2 separate regions of the Mus musculus genome follow, and region 1 is linked to region 2. Evidence: chromatin loops called from intact Hi-C (ENCODE). Cell type or tissue: heart. All regions are shown on one strand.

Region 1 (2,500 bases), 690 kb before region 2:
ACACGTGCACTTTTCTGTGCTATAAACACCTTTACAGCACACACACACACACACACACACACACACACACACACACACACACACCCCTAATTAGTTCCCTTTGAGAACCTAATGATGAAGAGGTCTGTTCATATGAATCTTTGGAACATTGGCTCTAAGGAGCTTTCTTCTTCCCCAATCCATCTAGCCTGGAAGGTCAGGCAGAGAGACTTTTAGACCGGTAAGCCAAATTGGGATATTAGTATTCGGTGATAACCTCTCAAATTGTGCATGTGTTAAATGTCACACCCTGGGTGGGACACATGTTGTACAGCTCAGGGGATTGGCCAGGGGAATGGGTTGTCTCTGATAAAAAATTTGTTTCCTAAAATGCACCCGGGATCCGAGCCTTCAAGCTCATCCTGTGTACCCCATATTGGCAGTTAGGAAATTGGGTTCTGTGTTCAAACTCCAGCCACACCCCTACCAATCTGTCTGCCCGTGGAAACACTTCTTGTATTCTATGCCTGGGTCTCCCCACTTAACAAATGGATGTGAAGCCGGCGACACCTACTTACTTCATGGCGTTGGTGTAAGGTTTGAAGTACTTTCAAATCTTTCCACTTGGGACGTAACAATTGGCCACAGTGCTGGGAATGCTGGGAGCTGGGGAAACAAAGCTTGTAGCAAACTGTCGCCTCTAGAGTCCATGGCTCCCACCCACTCACTCTCACTGATCTCTTAACCCATTTAGGTCTCTGGCTCCTGAAGGCACTGGGAGGTTTTTTTGTTTTGTTTTGTTTTTTTTTGTTTTGTTTTGTTTTTTTTTTTGTTTTTTTTGTTTTTTGTTTTTGATCCTTGCAGTTTCTGAGATGAATACATGGAAATTGTTACCCTGAAGAATGGAAGCTTTGAGCTTTGCGGGACTCTTTTAAGGCCTGTGATGTCAGAGCTTCATACATCAAAGAGCTTTGGGTTTTCTTGTTGCACTGTTGTTGGTGGGGGGTGTGGAGGGGGCGTCTTCTAGCTAAGAGTTCAGGCACAGGCAGGTCCTCCCTCAGCCCAACCTGGCCTCTGTGTTCTTTCTTACCAGCTTCCGGCGTCGTTTATCTTCTTCTCATACTTCAGAGAGGGAAACTGGGGTTCCAGTAAGCAAGAAGGAGTACAGGAGGGAGGGAAGTCTGCAGAGAGACAGCTTGGAGACAACACTTATGACTAGTCCCCAAGGAAGCCTTCATTAGGCAAGACTCCCACAAATCAAATGCCTCCCAGTGGTTGTTTCCATATGTGTCCAGGAGAGGGCAGTGTGGTGCAGAGGACAGGTTGGGGCCAGGCAGCTGGCCTTGATGGTTCTCGATCATTTTGTTGGGAAATCTTTGTTTTTTGTTGGGAAATCTTTGTTACCTGTCAGATATGAAGCTTGGCCCCAATTTTCCTCATGATCTCTTCTAGTGGAGAATTCTGTAATCCCTACAGGAGAGAACAAAGCAGAGTCAGTCAAGGATTCCAAGGAAATAAGAAACAAGGCCAAGCAGTAGGTGTAGCTGGGAAATTTATTTGTGCGGGGCTCAACTTTCTTTAAGTGAGCCCAACAGGGGGGAAAACCCTTGAATGGCCTCCCCCAGAATCACATGTTTGAGTTAGGAGGGTTATCAAAGGCCCCCCCCCCAAGTTGTTGAGAGTTCGGAATGAGATTGTGACCTGGCCTTTCTTGGGGTGACCAATGCTTAATCCCAAAGACACCGTTAAAGATGCCAACACCACACGCTGGTGGTTCCCCATCTCTGCAGTTTGTAATAGTAGGGGTGGCTTTCTTTGGAGACGGGCATTCCTTCCAAAAGTGGATTGATGCTAAGCCTGTGGTGGCTTTGGGGTGTCCCTTGGCAGAGACGGAAAGTGAGGTCGGCAGTCTAGGCTTAGCCCCGACGGCCCCAGCATCTCTCATCTTTGCTTGGGAAACCCTCACTAAGCTTGTTCTTGAACAATTTCATACATGTATATAATCCGTTCTCGTTTCTGCTGCCCTTTCCTCTCTTCTCTTCCTAGTCTTTTTCCTCCCTTCTCATTCTTTTGCTTTATTTTGTGACTTTCTGAGCTTAACCAGGGTGATCCGTGGCTATATTGAACCCTACTGTGGGTATACAACTGAAGACAGTAACTACCTGTCTTAGGGTTTCTTTTGCTGTGCAGAGACACCATGTCAACCCTTATAAAGAAAAACATTTCACTTTGGGCTGGCTCACAGGTTCAGAGGTTTAGTCCATTATGGCCATGGCAGGAAGCAGGTGTGGGCAGATGTGCTGGAGAGGTAGCTGAGAGTTCTACATCTGGATTAGCAGGCAGCAGGGAGGGAAGGAGGGAGGGAGGGAGAGAAGAAGGGAGAAAGGGAGGGAGGGAAGAGAGAGAGTGAGACAGAGAAAGAGAGACAGAGAGAGGAGACTGGACTTGGCTTGAGCATTTGAAACCTCAAACCCTATCACCAGTGATAAACTCCCTCCACCAAGGCCACACCTACCCCACA
Region 2 (2,500 bases):
CGCTAGTGAACCATTTGCCGCCACAGACAGCAAGCTACACAGAGGGCACTTCCACCATGTTTTCTCAACAACAACAACAACAACAAAAAATATCAGAGTCCACCCATCCATCAGCCCTAAAATTCTTTCACGCTGGCACATCTGTGCAGGGCATTGCCAGTTAACCATGACAAAGAAGGTCTGTTTTCATCTGTGGTGTGAGAAATTCTTTAAATCCAGAGAGAAGCAGAAAGGGGCTAAAGAATAAGATTGGGGGTTCCAACGGTTGTGTTGAAAACAGCGTAAAACAAAATAGTATGTGGCAAACTGTAGGGACTTTGTTTAGTGATGGTTAATGATATGCCTACGGGGTCCAGGAGGTAGAGTCCCAATCATACTCAAGAGTAGTGATGGGTGCTTTAAAGGTTCTGGGAAAAGCCAGAGAACCTAGGGAAGTGTCCTTCAGGAAAGCAGGGCAAATCAAAAGGGGCACTAGGACATTTGGCATGAGATGAAGAGTAATGGCCGCCTGTCTCTGGCTGGTCCTGTGCTCTGACCTTTTGAGTAAAAGGTTGTCAGCATCCAACTCTGACATGACCCAAGCGGTTTAAAGTCTTCTATCTAGTGAGGGACTGTACTGGCATCCGGCCCCACATGTCCTGCAAGCCCAAAGCTTTTCCCTTCTCAGTTTCTCTCAGGACACTTGGTCTCTAGTTGCAACCTGTGCTGTGTTCGGGGATTCACCAAGGCATGTCCAAAGCAGCAGCGCGGTAGTCCCGCTCCTAGAGGGAAGCCTTCCTTGTTTTCTCGTGCTCACTGTAAAGTGCGCATGGGTCTTTTGATTGAAATTTTCTGCTCTTTCTCTTGAAATTGCTTAATTGCGCCCACCCACCGGTAAGGTTCTTTATATCGGTGATGCTGCTGATCCTCTCTGTATCACTGTGCGGTACTTTTGAACGCCAGGTTTCCTTACATTTCTGTGAGGATGCTGCCCCCTGCAGCCCACTTTGAGCATAATAGCCATTGTGATGGATTATCTCATCTCGTTCCCACAACCCACGAAGTGAAAAACTGTTAGTATCCTCCTTTTTTGTTTTTTCAGAGGATAAATCTGACTTCCAGCAAAGTTAGGTAACTTGTCTTGGCAGAAACAGGCCACCTCTCTCCAGAATCCCCCGTACCAACACTGTTGTCCTGTGACAGGTATCCTCCATATTTAATCTGCCAGCTAACCGAAATTACTGGGGAAGGGGAAGCGAATTGACTCATTTTTGGCTGTGCGGCCCTCTCTGGGTCCATCCACAGTTCCAACAATAGCCCCGCGGTGTTAATGCAGATGCAGAGATATCCCTGGGAGAGCTTTGTGGGAAGGTGTGGTTGACTGACAACCAGCTGCCACACCCTCAGAATCTCTGCAGCACCTAAACTTAAGCCTTGCCCTCCTGGGGCTACTCAGCCAGCAACTGGGCACAAGCTTTCTAGACCCAAAGGGAGGTTTTGTTTTGTTTTGTTTTGTTTTGTTTTGTTTTGTTTTGTTTTGTTTTGTAGGTTCCAAGATGTATGGATTGCAGTGGCGCCTATCAGCATATCAAAGCACACGCTGACCTCAGGACTCCTTCACTTCATGTGCAAGCAACCTGCCCTCCTCCCTTCCTCCCCTACCTAACTCCCTCCAGCCCCTGGGATTTCCTCCTGCTCTCTCAAAGCTACCTAGCAGCTTCCTGCCTTCCTTCTCTCCCTGGGCAAATGTCAGGTCCACACTGTGATCTGAGGGTATGCCACAAACCAGGCTGTATCTTTGGGCTCACTGGTCAGCCAGTCTAGCCTGTTCCAAGCTAGTGAAGACACTGTGCCTCACAAAGATATTTTTTTCCTTTAAATGCAAACCGCTTGGAGAACAAAACTCAGTGTTGTCCCCTGCATCACACACACACACACACACACACACACACACACACACACACACACACACCCTACCATTGAAATGTAAGTGCCACTGTAGAGAGAAGACTTTTATGAGGTGACTAGGGCCTGGGGACCTGGCCCTCAGGAATACAGTAATACCTCCAGCAGAGAAGTGGATTGGTAATCACAGGAATAGGTTCAGATCAAAAGCTAAGTCATCCCTGTCCCCAAGCTCCTGTCTCTGTCCCTCTCCCCCACATCCTCACGCCATCTGAAACCTCTGCCTTGTCCAAGCACCGTGTGCTTGGCTTTCCCAGAGTTCTGAGCCAAAGAGACCTGCTCTTTATAAATTGTCCAGCCTCTGGTTGTCTGTTATAGCAGCACAAAACAAAGATACTGGATTTGCATCTCTCTAAAAGGACCCCCACGGAGTTTAACAAGGAGAATCTATAATTCTTTCTCTCTCTCATTATTTCGTACTTGTATGTGTGTGAGAGAGTGTGTGTGCATGCACATCTGCCACTGTGCACGAATCAAGATCAGAGGAGAGTTTTCAGGAGTCTGTTCCCCTTTCCTACCTTGGTAAGGCAGGCTCTCTCTTGTTTCTGCCAGGCCA

Evidence for each region. Hi-C counts contacts between places; a loop is a spot of excess contacts. Peaks named below come from ENCODE experiments on the same cell type or tissue, not always from the same donor. Only the 100,000 strongest peaks of a DNase experiment are listed, where the experiment ranks them.
Region 1: it touches region 2 in a loop (16-fold over the local background); 12 of 42 quality-filtered maps call a loop at or near these places.

The regions. Positions count from the first base shown.
Region 1 is chr10:84,513,043-84,515,542 of GRCm38, reverse strand. All of the region lies in intron 2 of Gm34405 (a long non-coding RNA gene), which reads left to right. Among named protein-coding and RNA genes, the nearest start is that of Gm34405, 3.4 kb to the left of the region's middle. In heart, a CTCF peak has its summit at 1,273 (motif pointing right); a DNase peak (open chromatin) is centred at 1,172.
Region 2 is chr10:83,818,303-83,820,802 of GRCm38, reverse strand. No RefSeq gene overlaps it. Among named protein-coding and RNA genes, the nearest start is that of 1500009L16Rik, 97 kb to the right of the region's middle. In heart, a CTCF peak has its summit at 973 (motif pointing left); a DNase peak (open chromatin) is centred at 942; H3K4me3 peaks cover 346 bases; H3K27ac peaks cover 271 bases.